7 separate regions of the Homo sapiens genome follow, and regions 1, 2, 3, 4, 5 and 7 are each linked to region 6. Evidence: chromatin loops called from intact Hi-C (ENCODE). Cell type or tissue: PC-3. All regions are shown on one strand. Region 1 has its middle 41 kb from the start of KCTD3. Region 2 has its middle 210 kb from the start of CENPF. Region 3 overlaps CENPF (centromere protein F). Region 4 has its middle 50 kb from the start of KCTD3. Region 5 has its middle 6.3 kb from the start of KCNK2. Region 6 overlaps KCNK2 (potassium two pore domain channel subfamily K member 2). Region 7 has its middle 180 kb from the start of KCNK2.

What was found. A loop is a pair of places that touch in the nucleus more often than their neighbours do. Peaks named below come from ENCODE experiments on the same cell type or tissue, not always from the same donor. Only the 100,000 strongest peaks of a DNase experiment are listed, where the experiment ranks them.
Region 1: it touches region 6 in a loop (4-fold over the local background); 10 of 110 quality-filtered maps call a loop at or near these places.
Region 2: it touches region 6 in a loop (14-fold over the local background); 14 of 110 quality-filtered maps call a loop at or near these places.
Region 3: it touches region 6 in a loop (17-fold over the local background); 16 of 110 quality-filtered maps call a loop at or near these places.
Region 4: a loop joins it to region 6, with 4 times the contacts of the local background. A loop is called at or near these places in 10 of 110 quality-filtered maps.
Region 5: a loop joins it to region 6, with 2.7 times the contacts of the local background. A loop is called at or near these places in 4 of 110 quality-filtered maps.
Region 7: it touches region 6 in a loop (3-fold over the local background); 2 of 110 quality-filtered maps call a loop at or near these places.

The regions. Positions count from the first base shown.
Region 1 is chr1:215,524,262-215,528,261 of GRCh38, reverse strand. No RefSeq gene overlaps it. Among named protein-coding and RNA genes, the nearest start is that of KCTD3, 41 kb to the left of the region's middle. In PC-3, CTCF peaks have their summits at 1,316 and 1,517 (motif pointing right); a DNase peak (open chromatin) is centred at 1,551.
Region 2 is chr1:214,807,084-214,811,083 of GRCh38, reverse strand. No RefSeq gene overlaps it. Among named protein-coding and RNA genes, the nearest start is that of CENPF, 210 kb to the right of the region's middle. In PC-3, a CTCF peak has its summit at 2,036 (motif pointing left); a DNase peak (open chromatin) is centred at 2,023.
Region 3 is chr1:214,657,231-214,661,230 of GRCh38, reverse strand. It overlaps CENPF (centromere protein F), which reads right to left. Exons shown (of 20, transcript NM_016343.4): 18 at 3,822-4,000; 19 at 2,203-2,381. Among named protein-coding and RNA genes, the nearest start is that of CENPF, 56 kb to the right of the region's middle. In PC-3, CTCF peaks have their summits at 144 and 2,217 (motif pointing left); no DNase peak of the experiment used is centred here.
Region 4 is chr1:215,515,664-215,519,663 of GRCh38, reverse strand. No RefSeq gene overlaps it. Among named protein-coding and RNA genes, the nearest start is that of KCTD3, 50 kb to the left of the region's middle. In PC-3, a CTCF peak has its summit at 1,885 (motif pointing right); a DNase peak (open chromatin) is centred at 1,863; H3K4me3 peaks cover 646 bases; H3K27ac peaks cover 422 bases.
Region 5 is chr1:215,074,435-215,078,434 of GRCh38, reverse strand. It overlaps a transcript of KCNK2 not described here. Among named protein-coding and RNA genes, the nearest start is that of KCNK2, 6.3 kb to the left of the region's middle. In PC-3, a CTCF peak has its summit at 1,911 (motif pointing right); a DNase peak (open chromatin) is centred at 1,924.
Region 6 is chr1:215,144,169-215,148,168 of GRCh38, reverse strand. All of the region lies in intron 3 of KCNK2 (potassium two pore domain channel subfamily K member 2), which reads right to left. Among named protein-coding and RNA genes, the nearest start is that of KCNK2, 63 kb to the right of the region's middle. In PC-3, a CTCF peak has its summit at 1,718; DNase peaks (open chromatin) are centred at 938 and 1,708; H3K4me3 peaks cover 368 bases; H3K27ac peaks cover 673 bases.
Region 7 is chr1:214,900,392-214,904,391 of GRCh38, reverse strand. No RefSeq gene overlaps it. Among named protein-coding and RNA genes, the nearest start is that of KCNK2, 180 kb to the left of the region's middle. In PC-3, no CTCF peak of the experiment used is centred here; DNase peaks (open chromatin) are centred at 1,271, 1,551 and 2,481; H3K4me3 peaks cover 1,643 bases; H3K27ac peaks cover 3,269 bases.

The DNA.
Region 1 (4,000 bases), 380 kb before region 6:
AAAACAGATAGACAGATCGAATAAGACCATGTTAAAAAGAGAGAGAAGGAAAATGCACACCATATTTAGGATGGTAGTTACCTTGGGAAAGGGGTAGCAGATAGAAGGGATGGGGACCACACAGCTAGATGTGACTGATTGCCAAAGTTTCAGCTTCCATATTGGCTGTTAGGTCCACAGGTGCTTGTTACATTATTAAAATACACACATACGTACATGCATAATTAATGGAGGAGAGATATGCAGAAACCATCAATAAGTGTGCCATGAGCCAAGGATTAAGATTAATACAATTCTGTGATCTTGAGGTCCCTCAGAGAAAAAAAAATACAAATAAAAGCAAAAGCAGGCCAGATGCAGCGCTCATGCCTGTAATCCCAGCACTTTGGGAGGCCAAGGCAGGAGGATCTCCAGAGGCCAGGAGCTCAAGACCAGCCTGCACAACAGAGTGAGACCTCTGTCTCTACAAAAAGATTTAAAAATTAGCTGAGTGTCATTGTGCAGTAGTAGCAGTAGTCCCAGCTATTCGGGAGGCTGAGGCGGGAGGCTAGCTTGAGCCTAGGAGTTTGAGGTTACAGTGAGCTATGATTATGCCACTGCCCTCCAGCCTGGGCAACAGAGCGAGAAGCTGTTTGAAAGGGAAAAAAAAGCAAAAGCACATAAATGTTTTTCTAACCCACACAATCCAAAATATTTATACTTTGTATACTTAATATTTGAAAAAATATTTATATACTTTAATATACTTAATATTTGAGAAAAATGGAATCCATCTCTGCAGCAGAGCATAATCCTCCCCAAACCTTCAATTTGCTACCTTTTATTTTACATTTCCCTTCAGCTAGACAATGGAAGATGTGAGTTTATTGCTGAACCAAAGTGCGAAATACACTTCCATCATGTTAAACTACTGAGATTTAAGAGTTGGGTTTGTTACTCCATCATTAAGTAGCCTGTACTGACTAATTCATCTACATTATGAAGACCTTATGCATTTCACATTCCAAACTTACAAAACAGATGTTACTCACATCACATAAAGAACTTGTAACTTTATCAACAGAGTTAATGATAAAATAATCATCTTTAATGCATCAAGAGAAAAGAACACCAGAACTGAAGTCATCCTGACAAGTTAATTCTTTGCATGGTGGTGTTAGGTGAAATTACTGACCCTGTTATGTTTCCATTTCTTTATGTATAAAATGGAATAATAGTAAAAGTTTTTATTTTTTTACAATGTGGCTCTGAATATTGAATGAGACAAGGTGTATGAAAGCTTTAACAAATATGGCCTTCTTTTGAGGATCTTATTTTTCTTTGGAGACACTACCTCCTTGAGAACCAACAGGCCAAATAAAATTAAATTGTTATATCCTCCAATAGTTAAAAGTAAATGAGAAATTATTAACTATTAATGAACAGAAACATATTGATTTGGTATATAACAGATTAACAAATATTTTTAAGAAATATAACGAATACATGTAAGTGAATTTCTCAATTTGACCACTAGATGGAAGCATTCTCCCAAAAATTGTGCACCTTTTTTAGGCCGTTTGTCTTCTAATGCAAACACGGTACCTCTCCAATGCAATAGCTTGAAGACACGTCTTACACTTAGGAATAAACACATAATAGGATATCCCTGGATCACAATAATGTAATGCATGATTTTTAAAAAGTGATTCAACCATTCTTTTCCTTGTTTTATTTTCTGCTGCAAAACACTTTAAAGATACACGATAACAAAACAGAGTAATGGAAAAGACATAATGGAGACCTAGAAATGGCCTACCAAACACACTAGACAGAATCACCTCCCAGTTTCTAACATTGTTTTCAACCACACCTTTACTTGTTATCCTTGGGCTTGGAATTTCTTGAGATCCTGTTTCCCAGGTGTTACCTTCTTGGTCAGGTCTTCCACTTCCCCTTTATCCTAAGGGCAGAGAAGACCATCTCCTCTGTGATTCTTCCCTACATCTCTGCACCCTGCGTGCACATCTCCAGTACAGCACGAGCCCATTGTCCAATAGTTTATTCATGTGTCTGTCTCCCAATCTCTCTGGGCACTTCTGAGCACAGGGAATGGGGTCTTTAGCCTGGCAGAGGTGCCTGTTACATACAGGGAACCAATAGCAGTTTGCTGAATGAACCTTAATCTTACCTGAATATGTATAAACACTGCTACCCATTGGACTAAGATATTGTCTGACTGGTCCAAAATGTATCAAAAAAAGCTGTCTTCTTCTTCCTCTCCACACTTTTCCAATGTTGTCCGCACCCACCCAGATGCAAGTGTTAAAACAATGCTTAAAGACAAAGTTTTAAACTTCCTAAGTTAATTACATTGTTTTTGTGAATGTGGAAAACGTTTTTAAGTTTAAAGTCATTATGTTAATTTTATGACAATAATGTAATATAGAATATGTAGACAATCTTATTTAAGAACTTTCTAGAACTTATTTTATGGTTAAAAACTAATGACGTAAGCAAAACCAAATATGGTGAGTTATGGAAATTGAAGAGCATCTGAAAAGTGCATGAAATATACCATCTTGATGATCCTTTTTTTTTTTTTTTGAGACAGAGTCTCGCTCTTGCTGTGTTGCCCAGGCTGGAGTGCAATGGTGCGATCTTGGCTCACTGCAACCTCCATTTCCCAGGTTCAAGCAATTCTCCTGCCTCAGCCTCCTGAGTAGCTGGGACTACAGGCACCTGCCACCACTCCGGGCTAATTTTTGTATTTTTAGTAGAGACGGGGTTTCACCGAGTTAGCCAGGATGGTCTCGATCTCCTGACCTCGTGATCTGCCTACCTCGGCCTCCCAAAGTGCTGGGATTACAGGCATGAGCCACTGCGCCAGGACCTTGATGATGCTTTTAAGAACATCTTATGAAGTTAGAATTTTCACCTACTTCACAAGAGGTAGTTTTCTTTTCTTCTAGCCAATTTTAAAAAGCTAACTAATCTAAGCTTGTTATAATGCTAAGTCCTGTGAGCTATCTTGATTTCCTTTGTGTACAACATTTGAAGGTTTTTATTAAGATTTATCTAATATCAGTAATTACTATAAAATTGTATTTAAAAGCTACCTTTTTGGGAATGTAAATTAGTTCAGCCACGTGGAACGCAGTATGGGGATTTCCCAAAGAACTTGAAACAGAGCTACCATTTGAACCACAATTCCATTATTGAATATATATTCAAAGGAATATAAATCATTCTAGCATAAAGACACGTACATCTGTATATTCATCCCCATGCATCACAATAGCAAAGACGTGGGATCAAGCTAGGTGCCCATCAATGGTGGATTAGGTAAAGAAAATGTGGTACGTATACATCATGGAGTACTAAACAGCCATAAAAAGAATGACATCATATCCTTTGCAGCAACATGGATGGAGCCGGAGGCCATAATTCTAAGCAAATTAATGCAGGAACGGAACACCAAATACCTCATGTTCTCACTTATAAGTGGGAGGTAAACACTGAGCGCCCATGCACATAAACGTGGGAACAATAGACACTGAAAACTACTAGAAGGGGAGGGAGGAGGGCATGGGTCAAAAACCACCTATTGGGCACTGTGCTCACTATGTGAGTGCAATATACCCATATAACAAACCTGCACATGTAGCCCCACATTTAAAGTAAAAGTTGAGGATAAGGGAAAACTTCCTATACCACAGATTCTGTTTTAACACATGTAAAATACATATATTATATATGGTGAAGGGTCTTCACTAGACCAAGAATATAATTTGCATCCTTAAGGGAGTGCATACCAATAAGAAATTGATCATTAGTATTTTTCAGGCTGACATAAAAATCCCAATTTTGAATGAATAATTTAAGCAGGCATTTTAGCTTAGGTTACAGTTACAGTGTTTACTGGATTTTCTTTACTCCTAGTAATTCTTAGTCTATTGTGGAAGCATTTTCATATTGTGGTGGTAGCAAGGAAGTAATAAAAACACTAATGTTTATAGTG
Region 2 (4,000 bases), 340 kb after region 6:
GATTCTGACCTGCAGAACTGTAAAATAACAAAGTTTTGGTGCTTTAATCCACCAAGTTCATAGTCATTTGTTACAGCAGAAATAAAAATCTATACACATGGACACAGTTCCCACAGCTTACATAGAGAACCTCAGGCAAAAACATTAAGTTCTTATTTCTTGTACAGTACTTAGTCTATGCAGCCCCTTGGGAACACCATGAAATATGGCTGTAAATATACTGACCCTTCCTGAGGATCCTCAAATGGCTACCATGGCCGTAACTCACTTCTGAAAGTTTCCTGACATCTACATCTCCATGCACTGAACTATGCAGCCCTAACGCCTTGGAAGTAAATAAAGTAGGAAAGAAAACCTGATGTAAGGTGATCAAAGTAGTTCACCTGAAGCTTATCTGGTGATAAGTGACCCAGGAGAACGCTATATTTTGACACAATCAAATCCTCTATTTGACACTAAAAGAGTCATCAGACAGAGGGTTGTTGGAAAGAAGAGACAGAGAAAAATGATAAAAAGAAGGCATTCAGAAGCTTACAGAAGGCATGAGTACAACCAACAAGTTAGCAGAAATGTTGATATTGAAAGAAGGACAAAATGAGGAAACCACAGGAAGTTATTTGATGATGGTAGGAGCAAAAGAAGCAGAGTGTCCACAATTGTCCAACAGGAGAAGGAATCAAAAAACTCCTCTTACAGAGGGGGCATGAGAGAACAGGACTGCATGAACCATATTGTACTGGAATAAGCTTCCAGGCTCCATGAAGCCTTCTGAGAAAGTTTCCCATTGTTTATTTCCTTTCTTTGTAAACTTATATCAAGGCTTTTTCTCCTTGGGTGAACTGACATCTCTCTTATTTTGCAACCTGAAAGAACTGAACTAACACGCAGATTCACAAGACTCTACTTGCTGAGGGTGACCTGCTCTGCTGAATGAAAAGACAATTATTGCAAGGGACCCTCTTGACTTTTGACCTCTGTGGATTTCATTTATTATTGTCTGTTGGGTTATTTATTGAGAAGCTGGCTATGATTCCCCAAAAATTACTCTGATAACCAGCCATTTCAAACATCACAGAAATGAGCAGTTAGATTAGATAAACAGGAAATCAAAAACTAACTTTAATTCTACACAACTATATCATTTAGCAATTAAATATATACATAGTCATAGTCTACTATCATTTTCAGTTGTTTCAGGGTATTATTCCTCTTTCCTCTATTAAACTATAAATTGTTGAAGTGAGAGGATCTATATTTTGTATCTCAAAAATGCAGAATAATTAACTATATACCTAATATGTATGTATTGACCCATTGCCTATTGGAAGTTTTGACAAAATAATCTTGTTTCTGAGAAAGAGGATCAAAATTCTCATAGCATAATCCAAGACCATCTCTATTTCCTTTCTACCATGAAATGCTATCCCCCTTGACCCCTCTTCATGAAGGAATCTTCTTCTAAATGTTTCAGTTACAAGAATAATACCCCAGCAATAGCAGACATCAGATCTACTACTTGGAAATGTCTTTCCTTAAAAAAAAAAAAAAAAAAAAAAAAAAGGATCTAGAGTTACATTAGGTATACACATGGCTTCCTTACCTATCTTCCAGATACAGATAAATATAGCTACCATTTGCTGAACAACTATTATGTGCCAGTCATGGTGTATACATTATAACTAATCTTAACAAGAACTGTTGTGAAAGGAAGGCACTGGTCACTACTTTAGAGGTGAGGAGCTGGACTTCAGAGGGATTAAATTGCTTGGCCAAAAGTATTCAGCTCTAAATGGCTGATTCTAAGTCAGTATGTTCCAAGTCCTCATGCCTTCCACTTTCTCATGCCTACCTTATATTCTTTGTTTACTGATTTGAAGTGCGCAAGAAAGCAGACCCTAACTATCTCAGGAAGCAGGAAGCAGGGTTATGATTCCTACTTTAATCTGTCTAATTTAATTATCAAGTGCTCAAGGAAGGTCAGTAGTCTGTGCTATAGCTTTAAGGAGAAAAGGTTTGCATTAGGACCTGGTGCCACCTATTGGTTAATCCATGAGACCAGTGAGATAGTAGTTCAGTTTCACCTCTACTCCCTACCCCCAAAATCAACCAACCTAGAGGTCATGCACGAATTCTTTAAAAATAGAAGTCATGTCAAAAACTTTTCTCTCAGTTCCATTCTTTCCCACCTTCAGTCTCCAAAATCTGTGTTCAGCCAGTTGCCGCCATGTAAAAATGACTGAATTTAGAAATCAATTCCAGTTCTCCAATTAACTACTATAAACTCTGGGGAGGTGAGTTGGTTTCCTTGAGTCTGAGTTTCTCACCCACAAAATAAGATGATACCTGCCTTCCTTCATACCGAGTTTATTGTGAGGATCATATGAGACAACATATGAGAAAGTGCAGCATAAATAAGATAGCACTTTATTGACCTCATGTTATCGCCGCCTTTCATTGCCACCTATCACTACTTTTCATTTAAAGTTTGATTTCTGTGAGAGTGCTGCTCATATGCACATCTGCCCCGTCACTACTAAATCACAGATTTCCTAAATGTATTCTTGTCTGCCTATGTCAGAGTTCATGATCTCTTTTAGATTGTGAATTCCCAAGAAAATGGGCAGAACATAGCATCTTTATGTACTCATAGTACATACTACAAGGTTGCACATATACTGGGGTCTCAAAGAGATGTTTAATTTTTTCAAATATTGTTTCCTCAATGAGCATGTGGAAACAATAGTGAGATAGTAGTTCAGTTTCACTTCTAGTGAGAATCAACTTTGAAATGATTTATTGAGAGAAAAGGGATGACTTTTAACGGCAGGTAGTATTGGAGATCCAGAGGAGTAAGGGAGGTAATGTGAGTTTCAAATATACATGGTCATAAACTCTTTTGCGAAAGAACTGAGGATGGAAATGCTGAACAAATGATCCCCTTACATTTGTCCATAATTTTTTATTTTTTAAAATTTTCTGCACAAATACTATAATTATAGAGGCATTTTGGCTAAATCACTTATCCAAAAGTTACAGTGTACAGGCATGCCTCAGAGATATTGTAGGTTCAATCCCAGACCACTGCAATAAAGCAAATATTGCAATAAAGTAAGTCACATGAATTTTTTTGTTTTCCAGTGCACATGAAAGTTATGTCTACATTGGCCAGGCGCGGTGGCTCATGCCTATAATCTCAGCACTTTGGGAGGCCAAGATGGGTGGATCACCTGAGGTCGGGAGTTTGAGACCAGCCTGACCAACATGGAGAAACCCCATCTCTACTAAAAATACAAAATTAGCTGGGCGTGGTGGTGCATGCCTGCAATCCTAGCTACTCGGGAGGCTGAAGCAGGAGAATCGCTTGAACCCAGGAGGCGGAGGTTGCAGTGAGCTGAGATCATGCGATTGCACTCCAGCCTGGTCAACAAGAGCGAAACTCCATCTCCAAAAAAAAAAAAAAAAAAAGTTACGTTTACATTATAGTGTAGTCTATTAGGTGTGCAACTGCATTATGTCTAAAAAGTGTACATATCTTAATTAAATATGCTTTATTGCTAAAAAAAAAAATGCTGAAATCATCTAAGCCTTCGGCAAGTCATAACCTGTTTGCTGGTGGAGGGTTTTACCTCAATGTCGATGGTTGACCTGGGCGGTGGCTGCTGAATTTTCGGATGGCTGTGTCAATTTCTTAAAATAAGACAACAACTAGGTTGGCAATGTCAATTGACTTTTCTTGTCACAAAAGATTTCTCTATAGCATGTGACAATGTTTTATAGCATTTTACCCACAGAAAAATTTCTTTCAAAATTGGTGTCAATATTCTCAAACTCAGCCACTGCTTTATCAACTCAGCTTAATATTCTAGATACTTTGTTGTCATTGTTCACAGTATCTTCACCAGCAGTTGAGTCCATCTCAAGAAACTGCTTTCTTTGTTCATCCATAATAAGCAACTCCTCATCCATTCATGTTTTCTCATGAGATTGTGGCAATTCAGTC
Region 3 (4,000 bases), 490 kb after region 6:
GCACAAAATTGCTTAGCAATTCATAACTGCTGGTGCCTACTGAACAGCATGTAGCTAATGCACTGAACAAAATCTGCAGAAACCATGGTTACTACTCCCTACTCAGCAGATTCAACAGCAGTGAGGAGAGCAGGCCCCCTAGCGTGCAAAGCTCTTTTTCCTAGATAGTAAGTCTGAACGCCGCATGCAAACTGCTTTTACCATCAGTTCTTCGCAACAGAAAAAAAATGACTTGTGATGATTTCATAAGACCATTTCCTAGCATGCCTTTATAAACATCTATTAATGCAATCACTTCAGGACATTCACAGTTCCATTCATTCAGTGAATATTTGTTGAATGTCAGACACTGCATAGACATAAACTATAGATGTAATCAGTAACCTCACAGAACTCAGATTGCAAATCAGAAGACAGATATTTAAACAAGAGATTACAATAAAGTGAGCTGCCTAAAGACAGTGGAGGCATAGAGTACCAGCTATATGTCATGGTTTTCTAAGAGAGTCAAATACTTCGTTTGATCTCCAGAAGTGTGAGACAAACAGGAATGGATGTTACTTTTTACTGAGGTTTGGGAAAGGGTGGCTCCCAGTCACCCTTCTGAGAAAATGGTATGGCCCATATCGGGACCCTAAACCTGACTTCTCCTGTATTCAGTATCCAGTGGATATCTTGTAGTTGACAGCTTTGGACAAGCTTGGTAGCTCCACGGTTTAGGGGCACTAGTTGCTTAAAAGAGAAGCTGTTCTCATGTTCATTGGAAAGTCAGTATATTCAGTATATTAAATATATATTCTCCAGTATATACTTCAGTATTTTGTTGTTGGCAGCATGCCAAAGTTAAATCCGAATGTGAGTAACAGAGAGAATTTGGTAGGGGAGGGGAGAAAAATTTGCACAAAATGGTAGACTATTTCTAATAAGAGTAACAAATGGGTCCACTTTAGTGAAAGAAAATCTCAGAGCATTCTTCTTCATACTTGAAGAAAAATTTTAATATAATGTATATGATGAACAAATTTATTACTAAGTATAATTCCTTAATGCTTATAGCTCTTATACATCAACAAAAAGAAATTTGCAAATCTGTTGTTGTGATGTTTAGATCAAGAAATCTAAATATATTGTACTCTTTAGATCGCCCACGTGTAACCACCAATGTGTTCATATTTGGTATCCCAAATCCTAAGAACGTGCTTGCTCACTTATGAATTATCACATTACACAAATAGGGGTTATTACACTTTCAAAGCTTTGTTTTCTGGTTCAAGGTTATCAGCTCGCATACTTGATCAAACTCTGACAAGTGAGCAATCAAGGTAAAATCACAGACTGTTCAAACTCTTTGAAGCTATTCCAGCAACTTCCAAAAATATCCCCCTAGTCCCCAGTCTGAGAAACACTGGTATCGTAGAAAGATCAAGACTGTGGAGTTGAGAGGAAGTAGGGGTTCACACTGGGAGGTTACATCTTTATGAGTCTCACGTTCTTCACTCTTTTATAATACCACTTACTGTGAGAGTTCAATAAAATGAGAAAGATAAATAAAATGCATATACTTTGCATACTTAAATGGCAGCTGCTGGTATGGATCATAGTAACAGGAATAAAGATCTGTTAAGCAAATATTCTCTATGCTCTACATAACATTTTCTGGGATGTTGTAGGGTACACAGAAGTCACTAAGATCCTGTTGTATCCTCAACAATCAAAATAGAGAGATCTATAAACAGAGTTCCTTTCCTTAGATATCTATTGAAATATGTGCTTTTTTTTTTTTTAAGAAAGTAAAGGATTAATAAAAACAATAAAGAATTAGCAGCTGGGGGCAGATAAGTGAGAGTAAAGTTTGAAACAAACAATGACTAATACCAGTGGCGAAAGGGAAAATTACCTCTTCAAATCCTTCATCAGTAACGCCTGAAACTTTCTTAGAAATCCACTGAGTTTTGATGTAACAATGCCATTTTCCATCAAACTACATATAAGCGGCCTGTTGACTGAAGGATGAGATCATGTACCCTGATACTGTAATGCTCACCCGGTCACTTGCTCACTACTGACTGACTTACACCACACCAAGAAGGTCAGACTTTTTGAAAGCGCTCCTGAATCGGGGGTGCAGTGTCCAATCCTCACCCAGGTACTACTGCAATTTTCTGGATCTCAAACAGTAGACGGATGTTGACAGTAGTTTACCTTTTGTGATCTGCTGCCACCAGCTGTTGGTTTGGAGGACTCTGCAAGATTTTCTTTGCCGAGACTCAGTGGGGATAGCGCTAACTTCTGTGCAGCCAGGCGGGGGCTGGTCCGAGTTGCCATGGTTGTTCTTCGCAGGATATATGGGCTAGTCTTTCCTGTCGGGATGTCAGCAAACCCTAAGGGCAAAAAAAATAACTGTCAGCACTGCTAGGTCCAATTCTATCTACAGTGGAAAAGATATTCATTAGGTGGTTTTAACAAGGATAATGCAAACTCCAAAAAATACTTTGTCCTAGCCACTGTGGTCAATGGATTACACTTCACAGTTGCCCTGGGAGTCACCAAATTGAATCAAATAACTTAACAGGTTTTTCTCTTATTAGAAACATAGAAAACAACAATGGGAGAAGAAGGGGAAAATAACACTACACAGAAAAAATTTTTTCTGCTTCTATCTTCTATGTAGATGTTTTATTTTGCATTTTTCTAAGATCTAAAGAATGCCAGCAGGCCTTATTGTAAAATTGGGTTGGGGAAAAAAGGAGGGTATAATGGAAAAATAAAAGATAAAAAAAAAAAGAAAGGGAAAGGGGGGAAATGTAAAATGGTAACAGCTACTTCAGGCCAGCACTCTCATGTAGGTGGGAGGAGAGAAACTGACCTTTCTAAAGGTGATTTCACACTCACTCACGTTGTCTCTTTCCACAGAAGGAAGTGACATGACTTTGGATGACCCAGGAAAGAAAGTCAATCCCAGGGATACTAAGAGTTAGTGTATCAACACACACTCCAGAACTGCATTCAGGGCTAACTAAAGCAGCATTTGTTTTTGTTTTTTTCACACTTTAACTACATATAAAAATTACCAGTGAGAGATAGATAACTATTTTTGGGCTAGAGTTACTCAGAACAATGCTTTTCAAACCATCAATGGCAAAGCATCAGTTTTGATATTTGGGGGCAGAGGGGGTTCGAAGAATTTCCAATGTGCTGTGGAATAATATTTTTGTATAATATAATGAGAACAAATCAATAGAAAACATGATATGTGCTTGGATGTTACAAAAATATCAAGTTGCTATGAAAATTTCTAAATTCCTACTTAATTACAATACATTGTTTCAGTTGGGAACCAATAACAAACAGTTCCTAGAATGGCACCAGTCCTTGGGCCAGACTTGGGGGAAAACCAAGATTAAAACAACAAAACAAAAACAAAACAAAGTGTAGTCAGTGGCTCCAGTCAGGGGGCCAGCATCACAGGGTGCACCCTCCAGCTCACCTGCTAGCTAGGTCAGACATGACCAACGGGTAGGAAACGCTGACGGGAGTCCTTAATTTAATAATTTTTTTCAGCATTCAAATAACAAATTCCAAACAGATTTTAGACAGCCATTTTTCCAATCTACCAGCTCTTTTGTTAATGTGACACAAGTAATTAGATCCTAGAGGAAAACATATGCCTCATCCATTTAAAAGCAGACTATTGCTTATGAACGTCAATGAGATTATTGCACAATAATGTAAAAAAGCAAATACTTTTGTCTTTTTATATGTGAACCATTATATGGAATTTCAAAAGAACACAAATAATTTTGTCTTTAAATTAGGCATACCTTTCTTTACAACTTCTGGAAGTCCCTCTGGCTCAAACTCAGTACCTTCCGTGTCTTCTGCAGGGTGAATACCACTCATGACTGCTTTCTTGCTTTTTTTAGAAAAGCTCTCTGGGGTAGCAGGTGTTGGTCCTCTACCATTCTCCCATATTCCACTGGATCTTTGCCTCTTGCCTGAA
Region 4 (4,000 bases), 370 kb before region 6:
GATCTCTATTTTAACGTTAATGCTGGTCAGTTGTGTCTAAACTGCAAGAGGGTGGGAGTGTAATGAGGCATGTCTGACCTCCCATTCCATCATGGCCTGGAACTCACTTTTTTACGGTTTCTCTGAGGTCCCCTTGGCCAAGAGGAGGTCCATTTAGTCAATTGGGGGGCTTAAGATAGTATTTTTAGTTCTCATAACTAAGCAAAAAGAGAATAATATTGCAAGCATGTGTAAAGATGAGTAGTTCTAAACTGAAATCTTGTGAAAAATGCAATATTCTTAATTATATTGTCACTTTCTATTAAATATGGTAGTTATATTTTTAGTAACTCATTTTAATAGATAGTAGGAACAAATTTTATCTTAGATCATCTGTCACTGACCATTGAGGAGGCCATTGAACTTGGTGGGCACACATACTCCAGTTGCTAAGGATTGTGGCTCTGACCACCAAATTTCATCAACCCTAAGATGCTATCATCTGTAAGGTGTGCTAATGTTTGCTAAGTTGCACTAAGAAAAAAAACTGCAAATAAATGCTTTTTCAAATAGTGTTCACTTTTATACTCACAAAAGATATTTTTTAAACTTATTTAAACATAAACTTTTATTACATATTACTCTTGTACAGAGAAAAATGTAAGTGAAATAATTGCTTAAGGCATTCCTAAAACCTCTTCACCTTTACAGTTTATTTTTACAGTTTTTTTTTTGGTCTCAAAATCATTAAGATCAGTATCTCCATCAAGACTTCACTACTGTCAGTAAGATTTTCTTACAAGCTGCTGCAGAAAGTATTGGTGATGAAGCTTTCTTGATCTGACCAGGAAGTGCCGAAAGAAGGTTTTTAGATGTCAATCAGGAAGGACACACCTTCCTCAAATGGCCCTTAAGTGATTTATCAGCTGAAGCATCAAGATTGCAGTTATTCAGTCATATTGCAAGGACCAACAACCATGTTTGTGGGTAGATAGTTAATAATAACTGGATCACGATTGCAATTTGGCTGAGAGTGATGTGTGAGAAAGCACATGTTGGTAAGATACCAATTTTAGGAATCCTCAAATTTGAAAAAGTGTGCCTTAAAAATGATGAAATATGCCAATTTTAAGAATTCTCAAATTTGAAAAAATGTGCCTTAAAAATGATGACCTATGGAAAGTAAAACAACAACAACAACAGTTTATCAGGCTATTCCAGATAGAATTTTGCTTATATCTATATAATTTATTCTACATACCAAGGAATCTGATTTCTTTTCTTTCAAACTTTGATGCCAGGAAGGTGGTCCTGCATTGTAGACTTGCATTTTACAGTCATTAGAAAGATAAGTTATAAAAGTGCTATCAGCTGACACATACCAGTATTTAACATACGCTTGATACTGTTTTAAGTGCTTTGCAAATATTAACTAATATCATTCTCACAACTACCAGGAGAGGTATATATTGTTATTCTCATTTTACAGACGCAGAAACTGATGAATAGAAATTAAGTTGGCCAAAATTGCCGTGCTAGTAAGTGGCAGGACTTGGATTTAATCTGAGGGAATCTGGTTCCCGAGTCTTCACTCTGGTGTAAATACGTTATAAATGCAAAAAATTAACATTTACAAATCTATTTATATGCGAGATATTATGCCACAACATCTGATCTGGCTTTTAGTTCTAAGTCTAGCTTAGCATCTGACTCCTATTCTGTCCCTGGATTTGAGTTTAATTCCTTGGTAAGAAAACAACTTCCTGTGAATAATAGAATCTGGGAACCAGTTTTGAGGTTTCTCAACTTCCGCACTATTGACATTTTGGGTTGAATAATTCTTGTCGTTGGGGTTGTCCTGTGCATTGTAGGAGGTACAGCAGCATCCTTGGTCTCCACCCACTAGATGCCAGTAGCACTCCAAGCTGTGAAGATGGAACAGTCTCAAGACATTGCCAGGTAACACTTTAGGGAGCAGAATCACCTCTGGTGGAGAACCCCTAAGTCAAAAGTACAGTGGGTACAGAGTAGTTTTCATGGGTCTGTTAATTGATGGGGGATTTCTCACATATGGTGCGTAGGATTCTAACTTTGCAATGACTAAGCAGAAAAGAAGGGTTTATATAATCTACATAAGTATGTCTTCGTATAGATTTCACCAGTGAGGAAAGGGGAAGAGGTGAATTATGATTCATGCTAGCAGATGGAGGAATAAACAGAGGCATTGCTAACATTTTCCTGCTGGACTTCTGCAGTATTTGAATACATGAATTTTTAAATATTGGAGTTCAAAAAAAGAGTTTCATAAAATTGTGATTTCTTTTTAAATATTTAATCAATTTATTAATTTATTATAGGTATTTTTGAATATCTCCTTTGTACATAATTGTGCAAGTTCTCAGAATATAGAAATGAATACAATATGATCCCAGTCATCAAAGAAGCTGAACTCTAGAATGACAAAGCATAACCTTGTAGCATTGAGCTATTTTTCTAGTGAGTCTACAGAGTCCTGCTTTTAATATCACAATGCCACTGTCAAAAGATGTACAAAATTAGATAATATTTGAAAAAGCAAAACAAAAAAATACAGTTAGGTGAAAGGAATAAGATCTAGTGTTTGTACTAGGAGCAAGATCTAGTGTTAACTACAGGGTAACTATAGTTAACAATAATTTATTACAAATTTCAAAATAACTAAAAACATGAAATCAAACTGTTCCTAACTAAAAGAAATGATAAATGCTTGAGGTGATGGATATCCCAGTTACCCTGATTTGACCATTATACATTGCATGCTTGTATCAAAATATTATTACATGTGCCACATAAATACATGTAACTATTATGTAGCCATAATAATTAAACGTTAAAAAATAATTTATTGTGAAAGGCTATTAACTCAAGGCATCTGAAAAGTTCTTGTATATGCCTATTATAGAAATGGTATTTGTTTGAGTTTGGTGCTAGGAATATGGGGTTGTTTTTGCTTTTTCAAGTGAAAGTCTGATTTCTAACTACGTTACTGTGACCGAAGGAAAAAAATCATCAAAGTTCATTCTTGCCAGTGGAAATAGACAATAATTCTTGGTAATTTAATTACATATCCCTTTAAAGAGCTCTAAATACATTAGAATAAGAGAATTAAATAAAGACAAGTAGATTCATTATCATCTTTATGCTAGACTCATGAAAGAATACATATTGCTAAACTTATTGACAAAATACTGCTTAATAAAAGTAGCATATACTAGAACCTTTCTACTACGTTTCATTTTTAATCTTTTACTTCTATATATTTAAAATAACCTAAGGTAAGGAAAGAAAGTAAGATACCATTAGAGGGGACATTATGATGGACTGTTCCAATGGGAAGGTACCACCTTGTTAGCAATTAAACACTGAGCCTATGGAGTCAGAATCTGTAGGTTCAAACTGTGAGTCCATTTCTTAAGGATAAGAAGAAGTCTCGGAAAAATTACTTAATCTTTATTCATTTGTGATATCAGGATAATAATAAATACCTACCACCATAGTGCCTTTGTGAGAATGAAATAAGAAACTCATGTACGGCTTAAAATATACTGTTTCTGGCATATAACTACATATACACAAATAAAAGTTATTAACATGACTGACAAATTGATATCTTCAACCTTAAACGAGTTGGAAACCGAGTAGATTTCACACCAAATACCTAATTATATATTTCACCCATCATCTTCTGGCCTGCCTAAATCAGGGCTTCTTCCCCCTCCTCAACCATGAAGTTTCTACTAAAAATGTTAAATAGTTCACTTTTTTCCAGTATCCTTTCTAGACTTTTCTCTTGGGCTTTTCAGTATTCTTCGTGGAGTGCAGTGGCACAATCTTGGCTCACTGCAGCCTCCGCCTCCTGGATTCAAGTAATGCTCCTACCTCAGCCTCCCAAGTAGCTGGGATTACAGGCATGTGTCACCATACCCAGCTAATTTTTGTATTTTTAGCGTAGACGGGGTTTCACCATATTGGTCAGGCTGGT
Region 5 (4,000 bases), 70 kb after region 6:
AGCCATGCGGAACTATGAATTAATTAAACCTCTTTTTTATATAAATGACCCAATCTCAGACATTTCTTCATAGCATTGTGAGAACAGACCAATTCAGTTCTAAAAAGAGTTTTATTATCTCCTGCGTTTGATCAACCATATGAACCAGGGGAGCTCCTGACCAAGCAAGAACACCAATGAATTCCAACTCTATAATACAATCTTGTCCAGCCTGCGGCCTGCAGGCTACATGCAGCCCAGGATGGCTTTGAATGTGGCCCCACACAAATTCATAAACTTTCTTAAAACATTACGAGGTTTTTTTATGATTTGCTTTTAGCTCATCAGCTAACATTAGTGTTAGTGTATTTTATGTGAGGCCAAGACAATTATTCTTCTTCCAATGTGGCCCAAGGAAGCCAAAAGGCTGGACACCCTTGCAATGAATCTTGCCACTTATTTAATCTTCTGAGCAACACAATTGCACAGGTATGAGAAGATGAAAAATAAATCACATTCATCAGATATTTACTGAGTGCTTAAAATTCTGATAAGCCATAAGAAGAAGGCACGAGGTAAAGTGGGAGTATTTACTTCTAGAGGGTCAGGGAAGGCTGGTGTAAAGAAGTGATGTAAAAATTAGATTCTGAAGATGAGATGAGCAAGGGTGGAAAGGGAAAAGCATAATGGAAAGAAAGGGCTTCCCCAACAGAGAGAAGAGCTCGGAAGAAGACTGCAGTTGGAAGAAGCTGGGAGAATTTGGAAAGCTCAGAGAGTGAGGCTTGGTGGTGGACAGTAATCAAGCTGAAGAGGCAGGTAGAAACCAGGTCAGGTGGCATCTGGATTTTAATTAATGAGACCTGGATGAATTTTCATCGCAGAAGAAATCTCATCAAGTGCATTTTAAAAAAATCCCTCTGGTTGCTATGTGCAGAACAGGTAGAAGGTGAACAAAGAATGTAAGCATGTAGATAAGTGAATTTGGACATTATTGCTTTAGCCCAGGTGAGGGTTTCATAGTGATATTGTTGGGAGTAGATTGGAGAGTTGCCAGTAGATCAACAGGGCTCTGCGTCCCTTTGGATGTGGGGAGTGGGTGGTGACAGAGAGGGTAGGCATATTCCTAGAAGTTCCAGTTTACTAAAAACTCAGGGAGAGACAACAGTTAGGCAGTACTTCGATGAAATGTCTTTCTGATGTCCTTCCAAAGGCACTTACCACCCCTTCTCATACCTGTTGTGTTTTATATGAGACTCATCCCTGATTGTGAATGGAGTGTGTGTCTTGGGCCTCAACCAATATAGTCAGAATTTCTCAGCTTCTCAACTGGTTCAGGCATGGGCCTATGACACACTCAGAAAAGCAACTTTTGCTCTATACCGCTGACCTTGAGCCTGAAAGCCTTGGAGGCTACTATGCTAAGAGGAGAGGAGAAGCTGCCTGAGAGTGAAGCAATACAGAGCAAACAGAACCATGATGACCAAGTCCAGGTGATAACATTTGACCAATCCTCCATGTCAAACCACACCTTAAGCCACATACATATTCTTCTTGTTTAAGCCAGTTAGTGTTGAGATGTCTGACACTTGATATCAAGAGCCTTAATTGAAACATTGCAATGCAAGAAATAGGAGAAAATGACAAATAACTCAGCTCTGTGGGGGGTCCCTAAGTTGACCCCCGCAATGATTCCTGCCTCATAGTATTCAGGCCCTTGTGTTTCACCCCTCCCCTCGAGTGTGGCTGGATTTACTGACTCCTTCTGATAAATAGAATATGGCACAAGTGATGGAATATCCCTTTCAGTATTAGGTTACAAACAGTCTGGGGTTTCTCCTTTGTGCTCTCTCTAGCTCTCTCTTGATTCTCTTTCTGTGGTAGAAGCCAGTTTCACCATCATAAATCAACCCTCCAGAGAGGTTCATGTGAGTAAGCCTGCAGGTGGAGCTCCTGAGGCCTTCCAACAGCCATGTAAGTGAGCTTGAAAGCAGGTCCTTCTCCAGTCAAGCCTGGAGAGGACAGTAACCTCAGGCAACACCTTAATTTCAGCCATTTGAGAGACCCTGAGCCAAAACCACACAAGTAAGATGCTTCTGCATTCTTGAGCCTCAAAAACTGTGAAATCATAAATGAGTCTTGTTTTTGCTGCTAAGTTTTGGGCTAGTTTTCTATGCACCAATAGATAACTAATACAACCTCTAAGAGTCTGATTCCAAGCCAGACTATAAAGTTTCAGACCTGATACACAAATTATTTTAAGAAGGCAATTTTTCAAAGGCCAAAATTTATTCATTTTGAAGAATTCATATTCCTAAAATTAGAATGTGTTAATGAGAAGGGAGTTGGACATCACTGGAAGAATGGAAAAGGGAGCGAAGAGGTAAATGTTAGCAATGTCCGTACAAGCATTGTCTACAATTGTAGATTTCAAACTTGAATGTACATTAGAATCACCTCCAGGGATCGTTAGAGCACAGATTATGGGGCCCACCCCCAAAGTACCTGATGCTTCTTGCCTGGGGGGTGGGCCATGAATAACAAGTTCCCCGGTTATTCTGCTGATGCTGCTAGGGCAGGGACCACACTTCAAGAACCACTGGATGAGAGGCAGGATTCTAGTTCATTCTGCCCTGATAGCTTGGTGGTGAGGAACTGGCAGTTGTGAGAAACTGGGCAGTGCTGAAAACCTGGGCTACATGGCAACTCAGGTCCTCTACCAACATGGCTGGCTAGAAATTTGTGGCAGACACTGGCACATAACAACATCCACTTTCAAGCTTAAAAGTGTGAAGTTCAAAAGTTCTTTTGATTTGCAACAGCATTACAAATTTTTTGCCATTTATGCCAATAAATATATGTATTCATTCAGTAAACCAGTACTTATCAAGCACCTACTATGTAGCAGAAAGAGATTTTCCAGTATTTGGGGATATAGTGGTCAAAAAGATGCAACAAATCCTCGTCATCATGGAGTAAACATACTAAGGAAAGAATGACACTAGTGAAACTGTGTCCATATCTATTCAGTAAAACACCATTGAATTCCTGAGTGGGTTTCAAATTAAAGTGCCTCACCCTGAAATTTTTTTAAATGTTACTTTACCATAAAACTTTACAAAATTCATTAAAATTGGCTGGTTCATTTCATACAAATAAAAATTCCTAAAATATATGACATTCAACAATATCTTTTTAACAGCTTTGCATATTTGCTTACATTAAAACAAACATATACACCCAAATATATGAAGAAAGGTAAGTTTTTAAATGTAAACAATGGTCTTTGCTTTATAATAATAGTTCTTAGTCTGATATGATTTCTTTTTAGTTTTGAAAATTCATGCAGGTCAAAACACCCATGTTTTGCATATGAAGATTAGTGCTTTAACCAGTGTACATACAGCATATGTTAATTATTTAAATTAAGATAACATTCATATTTAACTTTGCCCAACAGAGAATAAGATATTGAATAAGGGCATTATAATAAAAAGAAATCTTTATTTAATGATACTCTGTTATACCAGAATAAGTTCAGAAAACATTAGAATTTACTCCATTTTCGGGAGGAAATTCTGCTGTGGGATTTCTTTTTCCCTTTCAAAGCTGAGTGACATAATAAACTCTCACTAGGAAATGAACACAGCATATTTAGACTTCAACGTTTCTTACCTCTGGCATCACAGGTAAATCCTCCACCGACAATCCTCCACCAACAATGAATTTGTCAGATAATTTTTTAAGTGTGCCAATACTAGGCAAAGCAATTATATCAAATGTGATGCTTTTTAAAAGAATCAGCCATAAATCCAGAAGGAACTACAGCATTCTCAGTGTTTCTTGATGACTTTCATTATCTAATGAATTTCTAGCACATCCAGTACTTTATTTGAAACTTATATTTGTTGTGAACATTTGCCAGTCCAGCATTTTGCCTTCACCTGAGATCACAAATTCTGTTAGCACTGAATGTGGCTTTATGAAGAGCAAATCAATACAATTTCCCTTCTAAAATGAATTC
Region 6 (4,000 bases):
AGTTGAGGCTGCAGTGAGCCATGATCACACCACTGCATCTCCCGCCTGGGCAACAGAGCAAGACCCTGCCAAAAAAAAAAAAAAAAAAGGAAAAGAAAATAAAAAAATAATAATTAAAATATCATTTCAATACAGAACCATTTAAATTACTTTAGAGGCAGAAAAACAACATTAATAATACAGGGCAAAAGAGTTGAAAGTAGGATGAGAAAAAAGAGCAACATACATTTAGGAGATGCCCTCAATAAGCAACCTAAAAAGAGCAAACCTTTTAGAAATCAGAGTGAAATGACAATCACATCTCGTGTTTTTGTTTGTTTGTTTTTTGTTTTTTGAGACAGAGTCTCACTCTGTCACCCAGGCTGGAGTGCAATGGTGCAATCTCAGCTCACTGCAACTTCCATTTCCTGAGTTCAAGCAATTATCCTACCTCAGCCTCCCAAGTAGCTCAGATTACAGGCACCTGCCACCACACCCAGCTAATGTTTGTGTTTTTGTTAGTATAGACAGGGTCTCACCATGTTGGCCAGGCTGGTCCCGAATTTCTGACCTCAGGTGATCCGCCCGCCTCAGCTTCCCAAAGTGCTGGGATTACAGGCATGAGCCACTGCGCCAGGCCACATCTCGTGTTTTTAGAAAAGTGAGTCAAAGCTACTGTTATGCAGAGGAAAGAGCCTAATCAAACACTGAAGAAGAAATATGATTCCAGAAAAATATGATTCTAATTACAAGACAATATCTTTGTGAAAAGATCTGTTCATTTTAGAATTTTCACACATCGTACACTGTTCCTCTATAACACCAGTTTTAAACTAAGGATCCATAGCAAAATCATATATGGAACTTTAAAAATCCACTTCAGAACAACTAAATTATTTTCTTCTGGAAAGGGAGGATGGTACATGTGCATTTTAAAATACCTACAGAGGTGATTCTGATTCATGCCCCTGTCATAGATGCAAGGTTTATGGGTCGCAAGCTATATGAGGCTCTGTAGGAAAAAAAATGAATAAAAATTAAAAAGAAGACCCATACAAATGAGGAGTCTTAATTTTCAGTCTCGAGGTAAACCTGCCTCTGTCTCTTTGTACATAGAACAATATTGATTAGATTTATCTCTTCTAGACAGCTATGACATCACTCTATTACTATATTTTCATCAATAATAAAATAATTTTCATTACCAATAAAAAGGGTAATTGCGAATATTTCTTGAATGCTCACAATCTCACTGCATATCAGATACCATGCTGATCCCTTCATGTGTACGCTTATTTTAACTTGCTCAACAATCCTACGAGGTTTAAGTACAACTAGTTATCCCCACTCTCTGAATGTGGAAAGTGAGATTTACTGAAGTGAAGTAATGTGTACAAAGTTAAACAATTGTTAAATGTTAAAGCTGAGATTTAAACTATTAATTCAGTTGCTTGGAGCAAGTGTTTGAGATTAAGGCGAGAGATATGGGTCCTCAAACTTAGCGTTTTTCTCAGTTGCATAACTACAACATATAAATCTGGTTTGGGACATGCCATTCTGCAAATATGCACTGTTTTACCTTGTCAGACTGGGAAAGTATGTATATATAGGTGCATCAAAACAAATGCATTGATTAAAGTAGGTAAATCAAAGGGATGTTTTGACATTTTGTGTCAACTTTAAGTGATCAAACTTCCTCTTGGCCCAGAAACAACCGCGCCTGCAGTTCAAACAGTATTTCACAAGATGGCTCCCTTGCTATTTTTAGTTGCAACTTACATAATAAAATCCTACATGACAGTTGTAAATTTCAAAATCTATAGGAAGTTACAAGTTTCTTATGTTATTTTTTGAATGAGCTTCTACCAAACATTTTTTGGTAGCAAGATACATTCATATAACCTAGAATTGCAGCTAAACGTTGAAGGGCTATTCCTTTGCAAAGAAATTTTGCCAAAGAACAATAATAATCTACCTGTAGATTGTTTCCAAACTTTCCCAGCTGTTTCCTGAATACATTTGAAATGCATGCTGTTCTCATAGTCCTTCTCAGGCTCCACAAGTGTCTCACAGTGAGAATATTTAACTATTCTGGATTTCATTTCGAGTGTTTAAAGATATGCATTTTGTTAATAAAACACGAGCACTAAATATTGGCCAACTATTTTATCTGAAGCTCAAGCCAATCAAGAGAGAACTGTTCAAGGCGTAATAAAATTATATTTCTGTCAATTGCTGTAAATTCATGTGTTATTTAAATACTGATGATCTGATTCTCCTCTTATTCCAAGAGGAGAAGAAAAATAATTCTGTAGCATTAAGGAAATGGAGAACTATTTCTTAGCACAAAATTTGAGTAACTTAAGTTTTCCTGTGTATTGAAAGAGATCATAAATTAGGAATCTGAACTTCTATCACAAAGCACTTTCTGGAAATCACACTTTAAAGAGTATTGTTAAAAGACTTTTCCAATATAATTTGATGTTGTATTCCTGACCAGACTTGGCATCAAACAATAAACCATAAAATCAATAAATAAAAGTCTACTATAGCAGTAAACTGATAGAACTATATAATTCCTCTGTCATCAAATTGTCCTAAAGTAACACATTAGACATAACATATATTTTTTTCATTTTAGAAAGCTGGATCTTGGTGGACATAAGTAATCTAAAGTGCCAAGAAATCCATGCTATCTTTGATTCACAGTAATTTTTCTCAACTGCAAATAGACTTATTCAAATTTATTTTCAAGTGTACTGAAGGTAACGTAGCATAGCAGTTAAGACTTCAGGCTCTAGAGCCCAGGTGTCTTGGTTTAAATCCTAGCTCTGCTACTCTGTCACTGAGAAAGTTACACACTGCTATGTGCCTCAGTCTCCCCATGTATAAAACAGTAAAAGGAATACATAATATAACAAACATAAAGAACTTAGCATGAAGCATGCCACATAGTAAGCAGTCCATGAGTATCAGCCAGCTAAAGTCACTTTCATGGCCACCAAGCATAGCTCAGGTAGTACCACTGAAGCTCAGAATAAGGGTCTGATGTCAATAAAAAATAATGGTGGCAATGATGATGATGCTAATGATGATAGCACTTTCTCTCCTGAAACATATTTCAAGTAAGGAGTGGTTGAGTCAAAATTCTCTTTTCACACTCTTCACTTTGCAGAATACGCAACCATAGAAAACAGCTACTTGATATTCAGTCAAATAATCTGTGAAATGAAGTGCTCTAAATTACTGTTCACCTTTCATTCTCCTAGCCAAACAGACATTAGCAGCTGTGAGAATATTTAATCCTTCATTAGTAAGTGGTATAATAATTTTATGACAGCAAAGCCTGTTATTTTGAAGGCGTTAACTTTGACATCCCTCACAGAATTGCTCGACCGTATCTTGTTTAAGATGGCCTATTAATTTTTATATTCACAATATAAACCACCACGAACTGAGGTGGGAAAAGCCTCTGAATTTTTTAAGCAAAATCATTAAATGTAAGCATAGACACAGCCAATAGAATTCTGACCCCATCACTACACAAAGTGGAAAACTGAGGCCAAAAAAAATGAAATATTGGTGGCAATAAGGCAGAATAGATTGAAGAGATAAAACTCAAGGTTTTCAAGTACTGACTGTCTATATTGAATATAATTTTACTTGAAATAAGGGTGTAAGGAACGAGCCGTGCCTTGACTATTACCTTGTGGTAGCAATTCAAAACTCATCAACTACTGTCTGTCTCAGACAGGAGAGAGAAAGCAAGTGACAGCCAACCCACCTGAATGATGTGTAACTATACAGATCCTGAATCTGAGTGATGACAGCTGAAGTTGGGTCATTTAGATGAAAGGCTACATCACTAAAACCATTAAGGGGCATCGATTAAACTCAATTTAATGCAATATCCATTACCATTTTTAAAATTCATCTCTGGTATGGGATTCGGCTCCCATGTACACTTTTATTTTGACAAATATCTTCAAAATAATTTATTTCTGTATCTTAGTTTTTAAAA
Region 7 (4,000 bases), 240 kb after region 6:
TAAGACTTTAAGCAAGTTTTGTCTCCTTTGATTTTGTTTTTAAAGACTCCAACTTTTCTACTGCTAGATATAATTTTTAAGAGCTTTGCTCAAGGGAAGTTTAGGAATGTGAAATAAAACTGTCAAGGCAACAGCATGTATAAATTACATGGTATTATATTTCAAGGTGTACAAAAAGCTAGTGTTTTTGTTTTGTTAGCCTTAAGAGCACAGAGTATATGCTGTTCTCTTTGAAAACTTCAGTGCAGAAAAAGCATTAAATATTATACCAAATAGCAATTTGTATTCAATCTATCCTAACTTTTATTGCTTGTTTGGTTTTTTGTTGTTGTTGCGAGGCCATTGTATTATGATGTCAATTGCATTCATCACTAGCACTTATATTATCATAAGAAAAAAAATCATCTGAGAATAACGGCCAAAGGAATCACAGACACACAGAAAGACTGCATTTTAGACACACAGAAGTCATAGCTTAATTTCCCAAAGAAATTGAGTTGGTTATTTAATTCTGAGACAGATCTAGTTTGATTAAAAATCAAAAACATGATTCAGAAGAGCAAGTGAATTTAATATTACAGAATGATGTCACTATACTTTGTACTTTCTTTTTTCATGTAATAGTTTTTAAAAATCCTAAGAGCTAGACAACTAATTATTTGTGTACTTACTCATGTGCAAATGTTGATCACTTACCCCATTTTTGTTAACATACCAGATAATTGGCCAGTGTCTAAGTCCATTTGTGCTGCTATAACAAAATACTTGAGACTAGGTAATTTACAAAGAACAGATATTTATTTCTTACAGTTCTGGAAGCTGGGAAATTGAAGATCTAGACACTGGCAGAATTGGTGTCTGGTGTAGGCTCTCTGCTTCTAAGATGGCGCCTTATTGCTGAGTTCTCACACATCAGAAGGCAGAAGGGCAAAAGGGACTAGGGCACTCCCTTCAATCCATTCATAAGGTCACTAATATCATTCATGAGGGTTCTACCCTCATTACTTAACCATATCCTAAAGGCCCAACCTCTTAATATTGTCATACTGGTGATTAAGTTTCAACATATGAACTTTGGGGGCACATTCAGATCACAGCATCGAATACAAGTCTTATACCATATTTGTTCACATATCATGAATAGCCACTGAATTGTTGAGAAAATAGCCATTAACTATGATGGGGTTATCCTAATTAAAAGAATTTGTTTTCAAGCACAAGGAATTCTTGACTTGGATCTGGTCTATCCTAGCCACCTAGCTGAGTCATCTCTGACTAACTATTTAGCCTCTTTAAGTCACAGTTTCTATATTGCACAAATTAAACAGTGCAAACTAGTCAGGAAAGTGAACTCAAAATTCTAGGTGAATTTCATGGAATTTTGGTTTGTTTGTTTTTCTAGTGTTTGTTGGTGTTGGTGTTATTGTTGTTTTGGTGTATCCTCCAAAATAAATCTCCTTAAGACCACTCTTACCTTTCCTTTTTCACAGCATGTCTATGGATGTGTTAGATGGCAGGCTCAGGATACTTCGTATTTGTTATCAGAGCTATGCATTTCATTGATGAGTAATACAAGTTCAAGAACATGATTTCCTCTTTTAAGCAGGGAAATTTTTACCAGTGTTTTCCCATCCTGGACATCAAGCCACTTTATCTACAAGCATTTTCTCTTCACTTATTCATTAATGATATCTTCTTTGAAAGTTATTTGCTGAGTTTGGTGATGTTTTTTATTCTACCTATAAAAATTGTAAGAGTTTTCTTCAGAAAAATAGGCTGAGACATTGAGTAGAACATTGAAGACATTGATTTCAATAAATCTTGTGATGTAATTTCAAGAATACAAGAACTTCTACTAAATTTGATCCTTGCCTTACAGGAATCATCAAAACTTCAAAATCAGTTAACAGCAAACTAAAAAACAAATCAAAAGAAAATAATTAGGATATATGCTACCCAAAGCCATTTTAATTCATTATCTTTCTGTTTCATTATGTTTTCTCCTAATCACCAATTTTTACATAATAGTAAAGAGATATATTTTGCCATTAAAATGTATTTCAATATTTGCCAATTCATTGCATTTATTGTAATCAATTACAGTAAATACTATCCAGCCTTTATTTCTCATGAGTAGTTGTTTCTACACAATCTATGAAAATTCCAAGGTACAATACAATGTTGGAATTCTATCACCATATTCCTTTCTTGGTCTCTAGTCAGTAGGGAAAAAAAATCCACAGAATTGAGCTAAATTGAACAAATTATCAGCTTTATTTATGGATCTCCGGGAACAGCTAGACTGAACACTACAGCAGTGCTGCCTCCTTCCACTCAAGTTTTGGAATTCAGGATCCACACTATTCTGACTCAAACGTTAAGTCACAAGTGAGGAAGTTATAACTGAGACAGTAAAGATCTGACTTGGATTACTCATTTCATGATATAGAAATACAGAAATGTTTGAGTGCAGGTCTTTCCAAGAGATTGACAGAAAGCTAAGAAAGAACTGGCAAAGTCACCCTGCTTTGGCCCCACCCTCTGATTAATGCAGTTGATATGCAAGTCAAACTTCTCTCTCTCTTAAACAGAGAAGACACTTCTATGGGGAGGCAGGAGGGAGAGTTAGAAAGAGAAATCTCAATTGTTCCCTCCCAACTTGTCATCTTCCTCCACTTCCCTAGCTGCATAGTGGAATGTATTTTCTCTAATGAAAACATTTGGACAGTTACATCATTCGTATATGCTTCCACACACACAAACACACACATACACATACACACTATTATCCTTAGTTTCAAAGGGTGGTTCTTAGGTGGCAATATGTGGAGGCTTGATTTGAACGATTAACAAGTAAATATCCCTTTTATTAACTCAAGCAGCATACACTAAGAGTTCCAAGACAAAGTTCTCAGTACTCTGGAGCAGAGAAAAGCAGAAAGGGATAAAATGATGCACAGCTAAATAACAAACAAATGACTTCAAAGAGATTACAGTAAGTGTTTCAAATATAGGAACACTGACCAATTAGTCTTTTGTTTGATTTTTAGTGCCTAGAGCTTGTCGAGGTAAATTCTTAAATTATGAATGGCACCATACGAAGAAGTAAATAATCGTGAGCAAGTCAAATGTACATCTAATGAAAATTTTAGAAGAAAAGAAAATAAATAATAAGACAGAGGCAATATTTGAAAAAAAAATATTGCCAAAAGGTAACAAAAGTCACCAATTCAATAGATCTAATAATACACCAAATCCTGCATAGGCAAAATAAAAAGAATTCCTATTCACTCATATTATGTTGAAAGTTTAGAACACCACAAAAATGAGAAGGAGTAAAAAGCAACCATGAGAAAAGAAGGCAAATCAGACTGCCAATTACATATCAAAAAGAACAGCAGAAGTTGGAAGATGGTATAATAGCATTTTCAGTGTTGAGAGAAAATCATTGTCATCCGATTATATCCAGCAAAAATACCTATAAATAATAAGGCCTCTTGAGTAGCTGGTATTACAGGCATGCACCATCACGCCTGGCTAACTTTTGTATTTTTAGTAGAGACAGGTAGTTTGGCCAGGCTGGTCTCAAACTCCTGACCTGAAGTGACCTGCCCGCCTTGGCCACCCAAAGTGCTGGGATTATGGGCATGAGCCACCACACCCGGCCTAAAAAATATTTTCTGATAAGTAAAACTAAAAAATTTACCTTCAGAAGGGATGTAGACCTTCACTAATAACATTCTATTAGGAGTTCTTCAGGCAGCTAGACATCCTTATAAAAAGGAAAGTCTGAAAACCAAAAAGGTAGAAAGAAAAACCTAATTTGTAATAATAAAAGCTTTAATTCTCCAGGAAAATATTCAAATTCTAAACTTGTATGCATAAAATAATATATCTTCAAGATACATAAAGCAAAAATTGACAGAATTACAAAGGGAAAAAGAAAAATCTACCATTGTGAGAGCAATTTTAGTACAACTCTTTCTGTAACTGATAAATC